Regions from separate parts of the Mus musculus genome. Here regions 2 and 3 are each linked to region 1. The links are chromatin loops, found by intact Hi-C in ENCODE. Cell type or tissue: left cerebral cortex. All regions are shown on one strand. Each heading gives the region's core, and the rest is flanking DNA. Links, peaks and the distances in the headings are about the cores only.

The links. A loop is a pair of places that touch in the nucleus more often than their neighbours do. Peaks named below come from ENCODE experiments on the same cell type or tissue, not always from the same donor. Only the 100,000 strongest peaks of a DNase experiment are listed, where the experiment ranks them.
Region 2: a loop joins it to region 1, with 6 times the contacts of the local background. A loop is called at or near these places in 2 of 42 quality-filtered maps.
Region 3: a loop joins it to region 1, with 4 times the contacts of the local background. A loop is called at or near these places in 2 of 42 quality-filtered maps.

The regions. Positions count from the first base shown.
Region 1 is chr1:145,333,802-145,341,606 of GRCm38, forward strand. No RefSeq gene overlaps it. Among named protein-coding and RNA genes, the nearest start is that of Gm25460, 46 kb to the left of the region's middle. In left cerebral cortex, for the core only: no CTCF peak of the experiment used is centred there; DNase peaks (open chromatin) are centred at 3,268 and 3,571; H3K27ac peaks cover 399 bases.
Region 2 is chr1:145,425,063-145,432,867 of GRCm38, forward strand. No RefSeq gene overlaps it. Among named protein-coding and RNA genes, the nearest start is that of Gm25460, 140 kb to the left of the region's middle. In left cerebral cortex, for the core only: no CTCF peak of the experiment used is centred there; a DNase peak (open chromatin) is centred at 3,147; H3K27ac peaks cover 207 bases.
Region 3 is chr1:145,436,297-145,444,101 of GRCm38, forward strand. No RefSeq gene overlaps it. Among named protein-coding and RNA genes, the nearest start is that of Gm25460, 150 kb to the left of the region's middle. In left cerebral cortex, for the core only: no CTCF peak of the experiment used is centred there; a DNase peak (open chromatin) is centred at 2,906.

The DNA of each region.
Region 1 (7,805 bases), core at 868-5,867:
TTCATCGTATCCCAGATTTTTTGGATGTTTTGTGTCAGGATTTTTTTTTTTTTTTAGATTTAACATTTGACTGGTATATCAATTTCTTCTATTATATCTTCTATGGTTAAGATTCTCTGTTTCCATCTCCTGTATTCTGTTGGTGATGCATACATGTTTTGCTGCTGTTCTCTTCTCTAGGTTTTTCATTTCAAGGATTCCTGTTTTGCTTCTTGTTGAGGTAAATCTTCAACCCAAACAAGCCCCGGCAATGAAAACACAACTCAATTAATACGAATACATGCTGTGTGCCTAGATTGGGCAAATCTACCACTACACTACCATCTTCCACATCTATGAGACCCCTTAAAGCTTGCGGTTTCTCCAGGCCTTGTGCTTCTGCTCCACTTCTCTTCTTCCTCCTCTGCTTCATCCTCTCCCTCTTCCATTTTCTCCTGCTTGACCCTCCCTTTTATCTGCCCAATCATCAGCTCTCCTTTATTTTACAAATTAAGGTGGGAAGCAGGTTAAAGGAAATCACCTGAATGCTGACTCATTCCTTGTTCAGTCCTTTACAGGAGAACCAAATTAACATCAAATATAATTAGCTCCAGGACTACCCACAACAGCTTCTATTTCCACTTTCAGGTCTTGCAACATTTTATTTATTACATCCACCTCTTTAATTGTATTTTGCTGTATATCTTTAAGGGATTTTAGTTATTTCTTCCTTTAAAATCTCTACCTATTTCTTTGTATTTTCTTGTATTTCTTTAAGGGATTTAATAATTCCGTGGGACTGGATTTAAGGTCATTTTCTTATACTTTGCTTGTGTTAGTATATTGAGGGCTTTCTCTCATTGCTGTTATATTTCCTTGGCATTTGTTGATTGTGCTCTTTAGTGGAATTTAGTCATCTGAATGGCTTTGGTCCCTGGATGTTCATGTTGTACAAGGTATTGGAAAGGGGGGTTGACTTCGATGTTTCTAATGTGGAAATCTTCTAGTTAGTATCCTTGGGTTTTATGGTTACAAGTCTGCAAGTTAGTAGGTTTAAGGAACCACAGGTTCAATGAAGTTGGGCAGAGAGGTGGTAAGAGAATGTTGGTCTGCCTGAGCTAGCAGAATGCTTAGGGCAGTTTGGGGAGAATGCAGGTCCACAAGGTATAGCAAGCTAGTAAGTGAAGCTTGACATGTCTCTGAAGCCTCAGGGAGCCACATGGAAGATGGGTGCTGGAAGTAAAGTTAGTCTGTGTGGACTCAGAAGGTCTGGTGAAGGTGGGCAGAGAAGTGGCAGGAGAGTGGAGGTCCTTGTGGGATGGAAGGCTGCCTAGAACTTCTTGGCTTGACCCAGAAGACTCAGTAAGCAGGGAAGATGGGTGAGGGAAGGTGGTTTACCTATATGGTTCAGGACCACTAGACTGATGAAAGTGGGAAGAGAGGTGGAGGGAGAATGGAGGGCCCCCTAAGATAGCAAGATGCTTCTAAAACTTACGTTTAGTAAGGGCTCTCAAATGCTTTGTCCCCCTCCCCCTTCAAGTCTATCATCCGAAGGTAGAACAGAAAAGATGGTAAATTTGGACAAGAGAGCATAGACATGTTTAGATGTAGTCCTTTGGGGTGATTCCAATCTCCATTCATCAGTATACCAGCAGGCAAAACACTAATAAGCATTGGTGGCACAATGTAGCACAAACAGCCAGACCATCACAGAACCAGTAGGAGTCCAGTCAGCAGGAGTGACCAGACCCAACTAGGATGCCAAGAGATGTTCTCTCCCTTGCCTCTCTCAATGAATTGAAAATCAATGAAGACCAGAAACCAGCAATGCATTTCAAGGCTATTTATGCAAGTGGCCTGTCACTATCTGTTAAGTCCTATTTATATTATTTACAAACTTTATGTGTCCTTCCATTGTGTCTTGCCTCAGCAAAACACCAGGTGAATCTGAATGACATGACACAGCCAGAAATTTCCAATCATAAAGGTGAGCAAATTCCTAAAAAACACAAACAAAAACAAAACAAAAGCATGTAATAGTTATGGTGAAAATAGCTTCTTCAATTGGGTTTTGTTTGGAGCACTCTGAAGTTAATTGCCAAAAGATAAAGGTACAGTGAAGCTTATTGTAAAACATTTTGATATTAATATGGAGCATAATAACATGACAGCATGAAAATAAATTGTATTTATTAATTTGCATTACAAACTTGACATGAATTATAATCAACTAGAAGACCAATTCATGCCCATTTATGTTTCTGTAAGGATATTTTGCAGAGTTGCGGTTTTAGCTGAGAAATGAAGATTCACATGCAGAAGATGGATCTCACCATATAACAAGCCAGAATAGACAATGAATCAAAGAAGAAAGTGGAAAAGCCAGGAGAGCAGAAACATTGCTTTTTCTTTTAGCTTTTCAGTGACTTAGTGACTGTTTGTTTTTCACTCATGTCCCCACTACTATGATGTGTTCATATTAAAGCTATATAACATGGAATGAACATTCAGAATTCATTAGCCAATCTAAATTTTTCTTCACTTAAATGGTGTCATTATATTGTGACAAAATGAGAAAATTAATTAAAAGATGATGAACCCTATGGGTGGTGTGGCTGTTGGGTGTACCACTTCCATGCAGTTCCCTGTAGCTATTACTAAGATTCTGTTTCCTCATTGTAACAAAGCATTAAAATGTATTTTATGATTGTAATGTATGAAACCAAAATTCAATGTCCAAGAATATGGTAACTATTAGCTTCATATCCTGTATAAATGTATTAATAACTCTATATAGATTGGTGAACATGTAAGTCTGGGTTATACCAAAGCTCTGATTTTAAAAATATAACCCAATTTTAAAGTAAATCAATTAATAAAGCTAAAGAAGAAACCAAAGCAAGATCAGTTGTGTATGCATTGATTGTTTCTAGACAGTCATGTGCAATAGAACTGTAGGACAAGAAAGGCCTTGAAAGAAACAGTACAAGATGCCACAAAGCGTCAAAGACAAAACAAGCGAAATGAAAACAGTGAAACAACCCTAGAAAATTGGTTTGTGCTTTGAACACAGAGGCTTGTGATTTGTTTATTTAGTAATTTACCTTCATTTTAAACCTGTATGATTTCCTAGAAGGTCTTCAGTATATGAATAAACATGATTCACAGTTATCAAAGTACACTTTAGCCTGCCTGTACATTGTCCATACTTCCTTCTGGACAGAATGACTCAAATGCTTAGATCATTTTGCCCCAGTTCTTGAAATTTTTTGTGAAATATAATGTTTGGAACACATTGGAGTATATTCAAAACTGGAACACCCCATTTTGAAGTTTTTGTCATTCTAACTAGGGTGAGAAGAAATCTGGAAGTAGCTTTAATTTGCATTTCCCTCATGACTAATGAAGTTGAACTTCTAAAAAAAAATTATAGCCATTTGTGTTTCATTTTTTAGAATTCTCTGTTTCGTTCTACAACATTTCTAAACATACCATTTAACTGATTCCTGATCATTTTGTCATTATCCCCACAGAATATTCCATCTTTCAGTTCTGTCTTTCGAGGAAGAAACTAATTATAGTAAGATGGTAGCCAACATCTGGTAAAATGAGCCGGGCATTGGTGGCGCTCGCCTTTAATCCCAGCACTCGGGAGGCAGAGGCAGGCAGATTTCGGAGATCGAGGCCAGCCTGGTCTACAGAGTGAGTTCCAGGACAGTCAGGGCTACACAGAGAAACCCTGTCTCAGAAAAAAAAAAAAGGAAAAAAAAAAAAGGTACAGAAAGTAAGAAACTTGTAGATGCTCAGCTCTGAATGGAATACAAAACACAGTGCTCCTAAAGCCCAAGGATTGCACAGAGGAGCAGATGGACCATAAAAACAGAGGTGATAGGTATGTACCAGGAGACAAGGTCTTCTGGACACAGGAGGCCAGTTGCACATAAGAACTCAAGGTAGAACAAATGTCAGCATGGGATGTCAGCATGGGATGTGGGATGTGTTGACTCTCTGCCAGCAGGCCCAGGGGGAAGGAGAGAGTCTGGTCCAGCCAAGTCTCTCCAGGGCTGAGTGAGATGGTGAGTGTCATGGCCCAAAACAAACACATCAGGGGCCAGGAGTCTGTCAAAGAAGGAACTCAACTTTAATGGCTTCAGCCTCTAGCTTATATAAGTTAGGAACATAGGGAGGGGGATTTTTGGTGGGGTAAGATGCATAGGAGGCGGGGATGGGTGAAAAAGGGTATGGAGTGTCGGACAGGGCCAATCACAAAGCTCAGGGCAGAGGCAGGGCCAAACAGGCCTTGCTGAGTCACCCCAGTACAGAGTGACTGAGATAGGTCTCAAAACTCGAGCTAGGCTTATGCTCTCCCACAAGGCCACAGAAACTCGAGTCAGGATCAGATTTGTCCTCAAGGCCCAAACCAGGGCTAAAATGGGGCCCAACAGGGATGGAAGTTGGACATGGAATTTTCTCTAAGAGTATAGTCCTTGGTAGATTATACCCCAGTGCAAACAGCATGTTAACGAATATTTAATTGCCATATCTGGTCTTGATGAAGAGTGTGGAAAGGACACAAAGCTGGTAGAAGCAAATGATAAAGTATTGGAAGAGATACCCTACAGATGAATATAATTAAACCTAGTTGTACAATACTTTAAAAGAAAAAAAGAAAAAAATCTAGAAAATAAAAATATTCCCAATACCACCAATGTGTTTTACTTCCCTTTCTCACATTCAGTACATTTTTTAAGGCACTGTATTGAATTTTTGTTCATATTATTTTAATTATATCTTAATATATATTAATTTTTAATACCTTAATTTTCATGAAAATACAAATTAGTATTGATTTATTTGATGGTTCTATGATTTCATAACTTTTATTCAGTATTTTGAGTATAGACTTTTGTAGTATATCTGATGAGTTTTTTACTTTCCTCTGTTTCTGTTGTATATCTCCCTTTTCATTTCTGATTTTGTTCATTTGAGTGATGTCTCTGTGCCCTTTAGTTAGTTGGCTAGGGGTTTATCTACCTTGTTGATTTTCTTAAAGAACCAGATTTTGGATTTAATTGATTCTTTGCATTGTTCTCTTTTTTTCTATTTGGTTAATTTTGGTCCTGAGTTTGACTATTTCCTGCCATTCATACCTCTTTGGTGTGTTTGCTGCTTTTCGTTTTAGGGCTTTCAGATGTGCTGTTAAGTTGCTAGTGTAGACTCTCTCCAAATTCTTTTTTTTTTTTCCTAAGGGTTATTTATTTATTATATGTCAGCACACTGTAGCTGTCTTCAGGCACCACAGAAGATGGCAGAAGATCCCATTACGGATGGTTTCACTATGTCTCTCTTTAGTTTCTGTTTCAATGATCTGTCCATTGGTGAGAATGGGGTATTAAAGTGTCCCATTATTATTGAGTGGGTTTCAATGGCTGTTATCATATCTCCTGGTAGGTCTTCACAATGTGAGGTCTTCAGAGGGGCATATACACAGGTGATCTGTTGTCCTGGCTGCAGAGGATTTCCTGGGAGGCCTTCAGACAGTAGAGTCTAGTGCTCTGGGTGCAGGAGATCTGGAAGGGCTTCAGGCTTGTGAGGTCTGTTGCTCTAGGTGCAGCAGAATTTTCAGGAGGCCTGCAGTCTGCAGAGGAGCAGACAAGCTGATGATCTGCCCCTGTGGAAGGCAAAGTCTGTAAAGGTATCAAATCTGAGTGATAAGGGGGTGGGGATAGGACCCCATTCCCAGTCTGCTGTGCTTCTCCACATTTCCAGCTGCTAGGTTTGTTTGAGAAGGTTCCTAACCTGTTACCCTGCATGCAGCAGATTTCCTGAGAGCTCATCGGACTTCAAGAATTATCTTATCTAAACATGGTAATAGTAAGGAATAGAATAAATCCTCTATTTTAATCAGAAATATAAACAAATTCTTCTCTACTAAAGAAGAGAAAAATAAATTAGTGCTTCTTTTGGTTCCTTATTTTACTCTTTTGATACAAATTCATGAAGTGAATGATTAAGAAGTCATATTACCCATATTATAAATAAATCATGGTAAATTTTGTTAATACTAATTAATAAAGGGAAATTGCTTGAGGAAATATTCTGAAGTTTTGAAGTTTTTAGATTTATATGACACTTTTCCAAACCTGCCTGAAAGTAAACTCAAGTTACTTGAATTACCTCTCTCTTAGGTGGCATATAAAAAAAGCATCAAAATATCTTGTTAAATCAGATTTTGTAGGTTGTAGGGATAATCCTTATTGTCTTTCTATTTGTTTGGCCTCTTATTAACTTTTTTTTCTGTTGAGTTTCATAAAAGAAACAGAAACAATTAAAGTGGAATTCTCCCAGGTGCTTCTTGCTGATACAGCTAGTTTCCAAGATCTCTAAGTTAGAGCCTATTATAGAAATGTTTGTGTACACACTGATTACCTACTCTACTTCTCTTCTAGCCAACTCCCAATGAAGCTGCCAACAGAGAGCACACAGCCACCTGAGCTTTGTGCTTCTTAAACTACTCATAGCTAGCTAAATTCAGGGGAGAAATTGTCAACAATTCCTTCGTTCTTGTGGTATTTTTCATATTTCTATCATCAACTGTGTCCTAAACTAAGTGAATTAATTTAACAAGTAACAGTAATACTTTCTGGATTTCAATATTTTATATTATGTAGAAGGTACAAATTATATTGTGTTGTGTTCTTTAGGATATTTTAATGCCTGGCTTAAGAGTTCAGCTCTACTTGACACTTTTTACTCAGTTCAGCCAAGAAATAGTCTCAATGAGAAAACAACTGTTTACTAAATTGTCTCCCATTTGACAGGGTAAAAAAAAAAAAATTCAAACCTTTAAAAGTGGTTAACTGATTTTTTCTCCTGTACATTATGCAAACAAATAAGACTCTAGATGCTCTACTCGTGTTTTGTATATTTAACTGGCTATAGTAAAGCATATTTTTCTACTTTGTAAAAATTGGACATGAAAACATAGCTAAATAATGAGATCATTTGTTGAACACCTCATTTTGAATTATGCATTTTACTGTGTGCCAAAAATCTCATTTTTAAAGGACTTCCTGAAATGTAATTTCATGTAAGTATAGGACATTAGTGTTTCTCAAACACAACATATACATTATTCATGTCTCCTTTTCCAAAAAAGGAAAAAAGTACCCTAAAAAAGGCAAGTATTATTTTCACTCTACACAGATAAACAAATTGAATTTAGAGATATTATAAATACATGAATAATTAATTAATAGTAATAGAGACTTGAAATAAAACTTTCCTGGCTTTAATCATTAGATGTTTGGAATATTTATAACGTTTAAAACCCAGCAAACAGCTAAACAGACATTTATATTTTTCTTCTATATCATTAAATTCTGTACTTGATGATTAATATTTTAAAATGAGAGTTTAAATATACAAATGCATTTTTTGTCTAAAAAATTATATGAGTCAAAGTTTGGTAAATTTTATTTTTTTTAAATAATGCCTGGCTATTTTCATAACTGTTATATAAATTAAGATTATCATGCATAGCTTATGTATCTAACACAATCTAGTTTGTTGAAGAAGTTTTAGCTTCTCTTGGTCCAAGAAAATAAAATAATTGTTCACATATATCATTGCAAATTGTATTTTATGTTGCACAGGAAAATTTTATTTATATCTTGTTCATATATAATTTTTTAAAGAATGAACAATTTCTCTTGCCTAATTTATACCTATTTCTTAAGTTTCTTGTACACTAGATCATTGAATAACATTTGGATCTTAAAGTTATCTTTTATCAGATATTAACTTTCGAATTTTTAAAAATACAA
Region 2 (7,805 bases), core at 938-5,937, 91 kb after region 1:
TGGAAGCTCTGGGGGATTATTTCTTTATTGTTTTCAAATTGAGTAATTAATACACTTTTAAAATTATCAACAATTAAGGAAAAATGGTTACCAACATTTTGAGCTTGACATTTCCTTTAGAAACATCTTCATAACATTTCTTTTTTATATTCTTTTGTATTCATTTCTTTATTTTTTGATATTTCACAAAGTATATTTTTAACATATTATTAACCTTGTTGCCTTTCCTTCCAGATATTCCCATATGCCCTACTCACCCAACTTTATATTCTTTCTCGCTCTTAAAAAATGTGGCAAAAGAAAAGCCATTAAAACACGTGGAGTCCTATTTGCAAGTTCATCTTCTCCAGAGCTTGTAATCATCCTCTAGAGTATATCTGATATTGCCAATGGTCTAAGTTGTGTTTACTTTCACTCTTATTAAAGAACTATCCTGTTTCATCTGTCTTTAACCCCTAAAAGTATTGATAAGTCACAAGGCTTGCCAATAAATGTGATTCAAAGAAGATGATATAGACAACTTCATCCTAACTTTATTGTGGGGAGGCCTAGCTAAAAGCAGTTTTCTGGAAACTCCTCAGGTTGAAACTAATTAATATACTATAAAATTTTGCTACTATATATCAAAGTAAAGAACCATATACATACATGCACATGGATTATGTATGTTAAAGAGACTAGACTGCAAAGACAAAGTAATTATCAGAGTAACCTGTAAGAAACAACATTCAGAGCTTATCCTCATTTGGAGTGAGTGTATCCTTGACCTGAGGCAATAGATATAAACCACAGACTACTAAATAAAGGATCTCTTAATTACTAAACTACTCTGTAAAAATGGAGACTTCCACCCTTTTAAAGAATTGTACTCTAATTAGATAGGGAACCCAAAGTAGAAAATGACCCTTGATCTATTTATGCCCCTTGAACAAATATAATGTTTACAAAATTCATCTAAATATCTCCTATTACATTATCTTTGATTTTATATTCTTCCAAGCAACTTCAGGGTAACTTCTTCACAGCCCTTATTTTCTCTAAGGCAGAGTTAACTAATAAAAATACAAGAAGATGTTTAGGTAGTTACAACTCTTAAGAAGAATAACACTTTATAATGATCTGCAAATTTGTCAGGGTATTGGGTGTAATAAGTCCTTACATCATAATAAAATGCACTCAAATTAATCTATAATTGACCATCAAAGGGAATATGACATTTTGGGGACTCTCACATTTTTAATTATAAATAATTTTCTTCAATATACCTTTAACTTGTTCCTGAATATTGATGGAGACATGTATTGACCTTGACATATCAGCAACTCATAAAATGCAATCCAACAAACTTTGCTAAATGCAATTAGCTAAATTGATTATTAATATCATCATTGCTTTGGGCACTAATTAAGATGAAAATTAATTTCATGACCTAATACTTAAAAAATTTAATCACATAAATTGTCACTGTTATAAAAAATTGTTTGCCGTAGGAAGCTGCATCTTCAAAAGGTTAAAAATAAAGTACCTTATAAAAATGTTACTCACAGCTATCTAACTATTGACAATGATTGCAAATTAAATGTTTCATGGAATATTATCTGGCCAATATTATTATTAACCATAAATTATACTATTCATAGATATTTTTGAAGAAAAATGAAAACTCACCAAAATTATATTAAACATTAAAAGAGCATTCATTCATTGACTGAATTTAAACAATCCTTGGGGAGGGCTGAATTTCCTACTGATTCCCCAAATTTGGATATTTTTATGTGAATAAAAATATAATCCAAGGTAGAAAAAGGCTTTAAAACCTTGATTTAATTTTTAAAATCTTCTTTTATAAATTATAGGAGCTTACAAAATATCAGTTGTATTTTCTTTTCATTTTCTTTTCATCCTAACACCAGAAAAGTGAAGCTGTGTACATAAAAAATGGTACTTACTCTGTATAGGGAAAAAAAAAGCCAAGCAGTTCATTTTCCTCTGGGAGGGTCTCAAACAATTCCCATATAATGTGCTGACAATATTGAGTTGTGATTAGTGATTATTCAATATAATTATTGTTTGTTGTAGTTACATCAAAGATATTTCTCAGAAGATCAACTTATTTTAGGAAATATATACTTGAGAAGCAAATAACATTGCCATTAGGTCTTCCAAGTAGAAATGAAATCTAGTGAATTGGATTGATACAACTTTTAGAAAGCTTAAAAATAAATTCATTCTTTTTGATAGCTGAGTAGTACTCCATTGTGTAAATGTACCACATTTTTTTTTTTATCCATTCCTCTGTTGAGGGGCATCTGGGTTCTTTCTAGCTTCTGGCTATTATAAATAAAGCTGCTAAGAACATAGTGGAGCATGTGTCCTTTTTACCGGTTGGAACATCTTCTGATATATACCCAGGAAAGTTATTGCAGGATCCTCCGGTAGTACTATGTCCAATTTTCTGAGGAACCGCCAGACTGATTTCCAGAGTGGTTGTACAAGCTTACAATCACACCAATAATGGAGGAGTGTTCCTCTTTCTCCACATCCTCACCAGCATCTGCTGTCACCTGAATTTTTCATCTTAGCCATTCTGATTGGTATGAGGTGGAATCTCAGGGTTGTTTTGAGTTGCATTTCCCTGATGATTAAGGATGCTGAACATTTTTTCTGGTGCTTCTCAGCCATTGGGTATTCCTCAGGTGAGAATTTTTTGTTTAGCTCTGAGCCCTCTTTTTAATGGGGTTATTTGATTTTCTAGAGTCCACCTTCTTGAGTTCTTTATACATATTGGATATTAGTCCCCTATCTGGTTTAGGATAAGTAAAGACACTTTCCCAATCTGTTGGTTGCCTTTTTGTCTTATTGACGGTGTCTTTTGCTTTGCAGAAGCTTTGCAATTTTATGAGGTCCCATTTGTTGATTTTCGATCTTACAGCACAAGCCATTGCTGTTCTATTCAGGAATTTTTTCCCCTGTACCCATATCCTCGAGGCTGTTCCCTACTTTCTCCTCTATAAGTTTCAGTGTCTCTGGTTTTATGTGGAGTTCCTTAATCCACTTTTTTTAAAAAAAGAAAAGAATGAAAGAAATCTTAAAAATAGGCAAAGTGTAATTATAGAAGATTTCACTCAGGCAAAAATAAGTACTAAATGTAAAAATACATTTCAGCAAACAGCCATTTGGTTGAGAGCCATTATGCATTTATGACTAAGGAAAATGAGCTGGCCGATTTTTTTTTTCTTTTACAAAGGGCATACTCACTCTTTTTACAAGAAAGATTCCTCAGTATATAAGTGAAATTGTCTTTGACTGACCTAATCATAGAATAATTGACCCTGTATGGACTTGTCTCTCTGTCATAACCTCTGGTATTCCCTGTCTGATTTCTTGAAATAATGGAGAGGAAAAAAGAAACATCTGTAGGCAGATAATGGCTCCCTTGAATGTATTTAAATCTGATCTGATATTTTTTTGGTTTTTATTATTAGCTGTGTTCAGGTTCCTATCATATGCAAAATTTATACTTATCACTCTTCCAAGCAACTTTTTCTGTGAGGTGAACAGAATCCTACTCTATCAATTTTATTTCTTTTGAAATACATTTTTACATGACTTAAGTATTGTTAGTAAAATCAGTGAGATTTTAGCTTTCCATATGTAAATTTATATCATCTCTTACCTATTTCTTTTTCATTTCTTTTCCAGGGGTTTTGTAAAAATATACTTAGCAATGAAGACAATTGTAACTGCTGATGAGTTTTGAAGATTTTTTCCTATAAACAGGAATTTATATTTTTTGCTTACTCATGCTCTGCAATTCTGATATTTCATTGAAGGAAAACAATTAGCCTGAAAGTATAGAGTAGAGTGGAATATCATGTTATAGAAGAGATTTGCATAACATTTTCTTTTCTCAAAACTCTATACCTTTCTCTGCTTTTATTTTATGCTCTCTGAGATTTATATACTTGCCAACTTCTGAAATTATGCCTGTGTTTTTGGAGTATTACAAAATCACAAAGGAATTATCTGAGTACATATTTCTAGTTAGTCAAGTGATGGATTTAGTTTTGATTTGTTGCTTTAATACCAGTTAAGCAGTTGATTTAGAATTGCTATGTTGACCACTCCAAGTATCTTGGGGTAGATAGAAGCCTCTACTACTTTGTAGAAAAAAAATATATTTTATCTTTTAATTTCTATAAGCCCTTTTATTGTTTGCCCAGAAGATCCTGTTGTATGTTGAACTATGGATATTTTTGTCCATTGCTAATTGCAGAAAGAACTTTATACTCAGGTTAGTCTTTAAGCCTCCTATTATACATCCTTGCTATATTCCAGCCTTGTTAGTAGCAAAAGTAATTAGATTATAAGTCATAATGTTTTCCCAAGTAATCCTGAAATTAGAAATGTCTGTAACAAAGCAACCATCAGCAGAAAAGCAAACAATTCTACTGTGTGAATCTTTGGTTTAAATGAGAATCACAACTGAGAAGAAAATGAAAGGGCTTATTACCCAGGCTTACAGAGAGATCTTTTTCATTCCTTGGTGAAAGAGCCAGAATACTGAAGAGTATCAGCGAAACAAAGAACCCTAACCTTTAGCAATTATTGGAGTAGAATTCTCCCAGCAGAGGATGCATATTTTATTATGGGTTAGAAATACTCATGCCTAGAAATCACTCAAACACACAAAGAAACATAAGCAGTGCATTTGGGAGAGTGGTCAGTTATTGCGCATATTATGTAGATGGAAAGAGTTTCTATCTGTGTCTGCCCACATCTGGTGTAATGTTTTAGAATGAAATCTATGTTCAGACTTCTTTTACAGAGAGTCATTATATTTGGGATGACCTCTCTCACTTTCCAAGCTACAAATGCAGTTTGTAGCCATCACAATTTACTTGTTTTTGAGCAGTTTCCATGTGCTGCTGAGAAAAATGAGTATTCTTTGTCATTTAGGTTGTTTATTTCATACATATCTGTTAGATTCATTTGATGTATGGTGTGACAAAATTCTTCGGTTTCTTTATTTGTTTTTGGTCCAGATGAGATACCAAAATCAATATATGCATATTTCAGTGCTGACTTTTAATGATTAAAAAGCAGTTTAGCTTGGAGCTTCAATCTCCTTTTAAATGAACATAGTAATATTTAACCCATGGCTAATTTTTAATTCAGCAATACATAGATTATTAGATTTATTAGATTATTTTTGAAAATATGTTGATCTTTTAAAATTAGTCTTTTCTCATTCTTTTCACAAATTTCCAATATATTATTCATCATATATATCAGTTACTATTTTATCATGACTAACTTTAGTTATTTATATAGTTTTAAAAATATCATTGTTCTACGAATAATGAAAAATATAAACTATTTTGTAAGGTAACATATTAATATAGGTAGGTAATCAATACTCCGTCTATTTTTATCATTTTGATTTTTGATTGTCCCCATACACTTGGTTGCCATTTGTAGTGTCATTTTGTAGAGCTTATTTCATGAGAGTTAGGACCGTAGAGATGATTATGAGACCTTACCTCCCCCTCTTTTTCAATTTGCTTCCTGAGTATGACAAAATTATAAGTTTCCTCTATCACGCTCCACAAAAGAAGCACAGCCAAGTGTTCATGGACTCATGATCATGGACAGAAACCAAAATCAAATGACAATAAAAACAAGATCCAAGTTCGGCTTATTGACCAATCTACCTACCCACGATTGGCTTATTGACCAATCTACCCACAATATAATTTAGTTATAGAATTTTGTCACAGTGATAGAAATGACAAATGTAGAGAAGGACATGATAAAATGTAGAATTTGTACTTTGAGAAATCAGGGCATATGGGGATAACCCTCAGCACATTGCTTCTAATTTCTGGGACCGCCTCTTCACTTTTTAGGATCTAGCCCGTGCCATTCCTATTTTTCTCTTTATTATTTAAAATACAGTGAATTTTATCCTCTCTTCTGAAATGTTATTTCAGGTAGCTACTTTTTGCCCATACTGGATACGTGTTTCTCAAAGTCCTTTTACAATAAACAGAGATAAATTATATTTATAAAGAGGGACATCTTTGGCTTTTAGTACAGACCATTCTGTATTTATTCCTTCAAACTCAGGATTATATGCTACTGGGCTTTAGGTTAAATAAAAAAGGACAACTAAAGGAATACCATTTTTCATTTGTTTAGTTGTGTTTACAAGAAAAGGTTAGATTCTCCAGTGTTCTTTGTTGTGGGGAACGTGTGTGTGTGTGTGTGTGTGTGTGTGTGTGTGTGTGTGTGTCTGTCTGTCTTACTTACTTTCTTTTACATAAAATCAATGTGTTTTTTATTCACTATTAAAATCAAGCTTTCAATTTGATCAAGCTTGCATTATTTCTTTGCCTGGAGAGCCCTCCATTATATCAGTTCTTTGAATCCTTGCAAATAAAAATGTCTTTGATATTTAGTAAGTATATTACATATTTTAGATAAAATGACTATTACTTTAACCTGTGAAATTATTTTAGTTATCTCTACATCACATGGACTATAAGTTACAAATTTATCCAGTGTGTAACCATCTGTTAAAAAGATTTCCCCTTGTATTTTGTTTTTTGTTTAGTGACTACTGTACCTTACCAAACCCATTGATGGCCTTTCCCCTCTTTTAGTGTCTTCTTTCCAAACTCTCTCCTATTTGTCCTTCTTGCTTGCATGTTCATAGTAGTGATAGTATGATGGAAGTCAATAGGATTTTTTAGACATCAAACTCTTCCATTTCCTGCCATTGTCTGATGTCCATGAGTTCTGTGTTTCAGGAACATTGATGTGATAGTCTCACTCCTATTAGAAAGCTCAGTCAGTGTAACTTGTACTTATTTATTTTACTATTCATTTCTAAAGCCTCCTGTGATAATTATGCAAGTCAGAAAGCTAGTTGATGACCTCATGCCTTCTCCTACCACTTCTTTCTCCTCTTTGACTCTCTTCCTCTACTAATATCCTGTCTCCTCTCCTCCTCTCTCTCTTCTGCTTTCTTCTCCTTCTCTTTCTGTCCCTCCTATTACTCCCTCTAGACAGTTCTCTTCCTCTGTGTTTATTATATCCTGATAGCAACTTGGCACATTCTTGTTGGTGAATATAAGCAAACCCAGATGACCACCTTTCTATGTTTTAACAAATGCTAATTTATTCTAAGATGCATCACTAAAATTTATTATTGCTGTGTTTCAATATTGACATACAAAGCTGTTGATTATAAATGTATTTGAAAAATGTATCAGGAAAAATGTTTTACCTGTTAAAATTAAGCAAATTAATATTTAAACCATAAAATAAATGACTACAAACTATAATAAAGTTGCTCTTACTAACTTTATTCTTTATCTCTGTTTCTTAAATTTTCTACATCACTATTTCTTTGTTGTAGGTTTATTCAGCCTTATTATTTAGGGATGGTTGTCTATTCTGCCAATGCTTCATATAAAATTCAAATTTTGTATCCTCAGAGACATATTATCTTTACATTGTCAAGTTCATTTTCTTTCTATTGTAGATGTCCAGTGTGCATTCTATTTATTGTGTCATAATTACTATGTCACAGAAGCAGACAAGACAGATTAGCAAGCAGGTTACTGAATAAAGTTTCAGGAATAAGGATTATCAGTTTAATTTGCTGTTTGAAAAAGCTATTACAACCTTATGGAATATATTAATAATTTTTAAAGTAAGATTTCTGGGAATTCTTATTGACTTTTTATTGAAACATCCCTGGAAATTTAAAACATTAACTGTCATAAGAAATGTAATAT
Region 3 (7,805 bases), core at 938-5,937, 100 kb after region 1:
CATTCCATAAAATACTTTAGCATTTTCTTCTTTCTGGGATTTTCAGGTTAATAATAAGTACAGAAAAACTTCAATATTTTATACTGTTTTGCAACTTTAAAATCTTCTTCTATTACTTTTCTTTTTATATTTTTAGTTATTTTCCTTTGTGTGTTAGTGCTATAAAGGGTCATTCTCTCATGCCATAGTATATATTGGATATCAGAAGACAACTTATGAGAATTATGTCTCTTCTTCTCCAGTGTGGATTCTGTGAGTTGAACTCAGATTGTAAGGCTTGACAGGAAACCCTGTAATTCATGGAACCTTCTACATGCCTTTATAATTCTTGAAACTCATTACCATTTTCACACCAGTTGAACTCCTTGTTGTATTTATCCAAATTTTTTTAAATTCAAGAAAGTATTTCCATCCAAATAAGCATGTGCTATGGATTTAAATTTATCTACTTTACTAATAGTCTGTCTAACATCCTCAAGAGTATCCTTGGCTTTTTTGCACATTTAAGCAGGAAAACAAAAGTCCAAGGAGGTTTATTTCCTCATATATAGAATTAAACATACAGTGGGTGAAAGTGATGTGAATTGTAGTTGAAGTACATATAAACTCCACATATCAAATAATTTCTTTAAAAATGCAGAAAAAGAACTTTAAATTTAAGATTCTTGAGGCTGTTTTCTTCTCAATTATTTCTTGATAAAACGTCTTTAGAAGAGTGACACTCATTTCAAGTTTCACTTTTCTTCAAAAAATAAAAACAAAACAAAACAAACAACAACAACTCATAAAAAATCAAGGAAGTCCACAAAAACTCAAAGAGTCTGATAACCCAATTGAAAAATGGGCTGTATATGCAAATAAGATTTTGAACATAAGAACAAAAGAGGAAATATTGCTAATTTTTAAAAAATGTGTTCAATATCCTTATCAATTTGAGAAATACATATTAAAACTAATTGGCCATATTATATTATGCCAATCAGAATGGTTATTGTCAAGAAAGCAACTGATAACAAGTTCTAGTAATGATGAAGACACAGGAGACTTTGTAGGGATTGCCGAGTGTTGTAGCCACTGTAGACATCGGGGAAGAGCAGTTTCAGAATGTATATGCTCAAATGCCTTGCTATAAAGCACCAGAGATACTTGCTTATTCATGATCATTGCCTGTTCTATTCACAAAAGTTAGGAAACAGAGACAATCAAAATCTCCTTCAACTGATGAAGACATAATCAAAATGTGCTACAGATGCATAATGGAATTCTTTTCAGCTGTAAAGAAAACTGAATGCATAAAATTTGCAGATACATGCATGGAGCTAGAAAGTAGATTGAGAAAGATACCCTGACTCAGAAAGACAAATGCTGCATGTTCTCATATTTGTGTACCTCAGCTTATCAAAGTCAAGCTTAGTTTTCAAAAATTAATCTCAAGTATCCAAAGAAGTTAGGCAAATAGAAAGTAAGCACAGGTGTAGGGAGGGAGAAGGAGTACTACAGAGAAAAATAGGAAGGGAAATAAGACTTAACTTTATGCTTGGGGCAGAAGGATAACAGAAAAGAGGAAGGAGAGCTAAATAATAAAGAATATTTGAAAAAGCCATGAGAAAACATTATTTTACAAGCTTAGTTTAAAACTGTATTTTATGTATGTGTGTTTTACAGTTTTTCAAAGAGAGTTACGCCACACGTGATGATGGCCCCACCCTTCAAGGTCCTTGCACTGTCTAATAATGAAAACAAAACAGTGCCAAGCATGAGAAACTTACCTTTGATTTGTGGTTCTGAGGAATGCAAGAGTCTCCAACCAAAGGATGAACTATTGCCACTGTTCTTGGTTGTTTTCCAGATGCTGCAGATAAAATGCTATTTCTGAAGACACTGTACACTTCATAATTTTAAAAAAAATGTAATTACTGTGGTAGAAAGACATAACCAATATTGACAATAGAAGCACTTATAACTTACTAGTAATAACCAACATCTATTTGGAATGAGGTCTGCTCAAAAAGAGGGACTTCCTGCTTTATACTGTGAACTTAGCCAACTGTAGTAACGTTTGGAGAAATCATAGATCTGAATCCTGATCAAACCTTCTCCAGCCATTGTGCTTAACCAACACAGTTTCTAAGACCTATCTGAAAGTATATCTTTATAATACAGATAAATAGAGTTACCGGCACTTTTCATAAAATGCTTTTTTGAAACTCACAGAGACTATTTCAGAGGTATATAATAGGTTAAGATGCAGATAGTAAGTGGCATTGGGATATCCAATTCCAATTGATTCACCTGCAATACAATGCCTATGCTTAAGATTGAAGACTTCTCTTATGTCTTATGTCTTGTATGTAAACGTGACATAATTTTTTTCCTAAGTTTAAAAAAGACATTCAAAAAAGAGGCACTAGCAGAATGTTCTTGCGATTGAAGACTTCTCTTCAATCTTAGGCACTATGATTGTAAAAGCCTGAGATGCTACTATAAGATTGAGTTCCAAAGGCATGATAGGTTGCATATTTGTTATTAAAAGTGTTGTTTATAGGAAGTTTCTCTCTAGGGTTAAAATTACTAGATTATTTTTAAATAAAAAGTAAACATTTGAAGCATAATCCCGATGATCAGATGGCATGTCTATTACAATTTGGGATGACCAGGTTTGTTCAAAAGGAGCTTCTCTGACTTACGAACTGTTGAGCAAGTATCATATCTTGGTCTCATTTGATCTGTATATTAAAGATGTCTAAAATATTTGAGGATGCCTTTTTTTTTCTTTTTCTTTTTGGCAAAAGAGTGAACTGGAATCCAGTTTGGATAACTGAGCTTTCATATTCAAAGTTCTCTGGGAACTTTATGTTTTTCCACATTCTAGGCATGATGTGCTCACGTGTGTATTGTAGAACCAGATTTATCTGCAGCTTAAGTTTCCCATTATACCTCAACCATGTGTTCTTACAAAAGAGAAAAAAGAAACCACAGATGGCATTGTTAAGTACTGAGTCTCATGTCTTGTATGTAAACGTGACATATTTTTTTTTCCTAAGTTTAAAAAAGACACTCAAAAAAGAGGCACTAGCAGAATGTTCTTGCGAAGGTCATATTAATGACAACAACCCAGCTATCGTACTTGTGCATATTTTTTTCAAATTTATTTTCTGATTTCCAAATAAAATCAGCTATTATAGTGTTATCTTAGAATTGATTCCTTCTTGCACTGTATATGACTCGTCAAACAATCAAATATATATTGGAATGATATCACCATAATTTTCTTTATGTCATTTGTAACTTCTAAAACAGAGAATAAATAGTTGAGTAAAAATGAAACTGTAAATATCATGTGATATTTAGCTATATGGCAAAGCCAGACTGCAAAAGAAGGTCAGAATTCACTTCTTTAAAACCTGGGTGGAAGAGGCAAAGGAAAGGAGATCTTTGAGTCTGAGGCCAGTCTGGTTTATGTATTAGATTACAGACTAGCCTGGGTTACTGAATGAAACTCTGTCTGGAAACAAAAAGGAGAGAGAGAGAGAGAGAGACAGAGAGAGACAGAGACAGAGAGAGAGGGAGAGAGAGAGAGACAGAGAGAGAGAGACAGAGAGAGAGAGAGAGAGAGAGAGAGAGAGAGAGAGAGAGAGAGAGAGAGAGAAGAAAATAGTAAGAAACCATATCCCAGCACACAAATCCAACAGAAGTCTCCTGATCTAATAGAGGCCATGCTGGTATCCAAAACCTTAGTTATGACCCTGCCCATAGACATGCAATATTTCCGTAGAGTCTGCCCAGCCTTCCAAACCGCATTCCTCCCATTGTCCCGGTATCCTGGTCCACAACTCCAACTGTTCTACTAGAGGTCATGCCGATGTCTAGAACCCCAGGAAAGATACACCCAGATCTTGTCAACACTCTTTAAAGTCTGCTCAGTTTTCCTAACAGCACTCCTGCTCTCATTTCCATATGCTGACCAATAAATACAAGAGAAGACCCTGCTGAACCAAACTTATATTTATCCTAAAGCAGATGTCAGCATAAGAACAAAATCAACGACAGCCAGGTCAATATGGCACTACCACAGCCCAGCTATCCTACCATGTCAATTTCTGAAATATTCTGAAACAGCTGAAGTACAAGAAAATTACCTTAAAACCAATTTTATGAAGATGATAGAGGCACTTAAAGAACAAATGAATAAATCCCTTAACAAAATCCAAGAAAACATCAACAAACAATGGAAAAAGTGAATAAATCCCTTAAAGAAGCCCAAGAAAATATCAGATGAATAAGAATGAATAAAACTCTTCAAGACCTACAAATGCAAATAGAAATAATTTAAAAATACACAAATGGATGGAATCCTGGAAATTGAACATCTAGGTAAGCAAACAAGAGCTACAGACACAATCATCATTAGCATCATTAACAAAATAAGGAGACAGAATTTCAGGCATAAAAGATATAATGGAAAAAAACAATACATTGTTCAAAAAAGATGTTAAATATAAAAGTTCCTGGCACAGAACATTCAGAAATATGGGACACTATGAAAATAAAAGAAAATAGAAACAAAATAATTATAGGGGAAATTCTAGCTCCAAAAAAAAACCCAGAAAATATTCTTAATGATATGATAGAAATTTTCCCAAACCTCAAGAAGGAGATGCCTGAAAGGGAGAAGTTTATATAAGAAGTGGAGAGGACACAAGGTCCTTGTGCTCACACATATTTATCTATGTCTGATTTATTAATCATCTTTGTGCCTGCTCAACTGATGTTTCATTCAGAAAGTATTTAATTGTGCCTTGGCTATTTCCTACTTTCTCTTGTTCAGGTATCTCATTTTACTTTAAGTCTTTAATCAATTTGGTTTTTAAAGATTTGTGCAAGGTGATAAGTATGGATATAGTTGGTTTATTCTATATGCACCTGATCAATTCAACTGTAAAATTTGTTGAGGATGCTATCATTTATTTTCTAGTGTATATTTCTAGGTTTTTTTTTATCAAAAATCACATGTCCATCAGTATGTGGATTTATGTATGAGTTTTAAACTTGATTCCATTAACCAACATATCTGTTTCTGTGCCAATATCATGTTGTTTCTATTATTATAGTTCTTGTACAGCTTGAGTTCTTGGATAGTGACACCACCAGAAGTCCATTTATTATTCAGGTTTGTCAGATATCCTTGTTTTTAGTGTTTCCACATAAAGTTGAAAATTATCCTCTAAGGATCTGTGAAGAACTGTGTCAGAATTTTTAAGGGATTTCATTAAATATGTAGATTTCACTTTGGTAGGCTGGTCATTTTTACTAATCTTACCAATCCTTGAGCATGTGAGTCATTCCATCATCTCCAATTTCTTTCTTCAGTGTTTTGTGTTTTAATGTACAAGTTCTATAAATATCTGTTATATCCATTTGATTTATAATATCAGTTTGTTCCAACATCTGGCTGTTTAGTTTGTCTAGATAACTTGTCTGTTGGCAAGAGGAGGATATAGAAATCATTCTTTATGAGTGTGTGGGGAGCAATATTTGATTTAAGCTGTAGAAGTACTTATTTTGTGAACTTCCACAACCTGGTAATTGTTGCATAGGTGTTAAGAATTGCAATGGAATCTTTAAACATTTCTTTGATGAATATGTATTGTGCTTCTTTATCTCTTCTGATTAGTTTTAGTTTGGAAACTCTGCAGATATAAAAATGGTTACACCAGCTGGATTTCTATGCCCAATTGTTTAGGATATCTTCTTCTATCACTTTAGATATCACCCTGGTTGATATCTATTCTTGATGTTAAGGTGTCTTTCTTTGATACAGCATAAACATAGATTGTATTTTCACAGTAATTTTGTGAATCTGTGTCTTTTTATTGGAGAGTTGAGACAATTGATGTGGAGAGTTATGAATACATGATGATTGTTTGATTTCCTATTTTGTATTTGTTCTTGTTGAAAGAGATGTGTGTGTGTATCCCTCTTTTGATTTGGTAGTCTAGGATTATTAAGTCTTTTCTCTTTTCTTGAATGTGGTTAATCTCTGTAGGTTTGAATTGTCCTTCTATCACTTTCTAGAGTGTGACTAAATAAATTTTGATTAGCATTTTTAATTTAATTTATTTTATTTTTTAGAATTAATTTTTTTAATTAGGTATTGTCCTCATTTACATTTCCAATGCTATCCAAAAAGTCCCCAATACACTGTCCCCCCACTCCCCTACCCACCCACTTCTACTTTTTGGCCCTGGCGTTGCCCTGTCTGGGGCATATAAAGTTTGCAAGTCCAATGGGCCTCTCTTTCAAGTGATGGGGGACTAGGCCATCTTTTGATATATATGCAGCTAGAGTCAAGAGCTCTGGGGTATTGATAGTGTTGTTCCACCTATAGGGTTGCAGAACCCTTTAGCTCCTTGGGTACTTTCTCTAGCTCCTCCATTGTGGGCCCTGTGATCCATCCAATAGCTGACTGTGAGCATCCACTTCTGTGTTTGCTAGGCCCCGGCATTGTCTCACAAGAGACAGCTATATCTGGGTCCTAAATTTAAATTTACTTTTATTTACTACTTTAAATTTCTTTTCTGGTATAATCTTTTTGTTTCAGTATGTTTCTTGCACCTTGCTATGCATTTCCTTGTTTAGACTAAATTTTTTTCTACGATTTTGCTGTTTATATTTCTCTACCTTTTACTTGTGTTTCTTCCCTTTCTTCTATTGGTATTATTCTTTATATGGGATTCAAGATTTCCTGAATGATTTGTTCCAGTATATTTTTGGATTTACGATTTTCTTTCACTAAGGCACCTTTTCACTCTGCAGTGTCTTCAAAGCCTGAGATTCTTTCTTTCATCCCCTGTATTATATTGCTGAGTATTGCCTCTGAGTTTCTTGTTCAAGTTCCTAAATATTTCATTTCCCAAGTTCTCTTGGTTTTGGATTTTTTTCTGATAATATTTCTACTATGAGGTCTTGAGCTGTTTTATTCATTTCCATCCATTGCTCTGTTTGTGTTTTCATAGATAACTTAAAGGAGTTATTCATTTCCTCCTTAAAGTCCTCTATCATATCTATAAAATTTATTTTATATTATTTGGCTTGCATTTTAACTATGTTTCAATTCTCAGGACCTGTTGTGGTTGGATTGTTTAACTCAATTATTTACATATTTTTCTGGTTGTGATTTTGTTTTTACACTGGCATCTAGAAATCAGGAATTGGGGAGATTGTAATTTCAAGTGCTGATTTATGGTACTGTCTTTGTGGGATGGTTGTTGCATAACTTGGTCCATGTTGTCCTCTCCAGTTCTTAGGTAGTAATGGTGGCTGTGCAATGCCTACTAGGGAATTCTCATATCTTGCTAGGTGTAACAGCTTGGCTTTTCTGGTAATATTTGTTTTTAGGTATTGAGCACAGACACATAGCAACAGAGATAGGCTGTGAGGGGTACTATGGTGGTTTGCAAGAGGAATAAAATTGAATATTCCACCAGGATCTTCATAATTTTCTTTGAATAATGTTAGAGCATAAGGAGAGGCTGGAACATGTAGTCTGACACAGAGTCGAAGGTGAACAGAGTAGAAATGTGAAGATCTGGCAGTTAACCTGCTTACTTTCCTGGTTGGAATTGAATGAGAGTCTCCAGGGATTTTCTGCTGCAGTTTGGAACTTATATAATGGAATAGTGTAGTGGAAGTGGAGTGTTGAGACAGAAGATCTGTTTGATCTGCTTGGCGTGGCACCAGAGATGGAGCGAAGGCAAGTACAGGTAGTGTGCTATAGAGCTGGCAATGAGACTGAGGAATTGGTT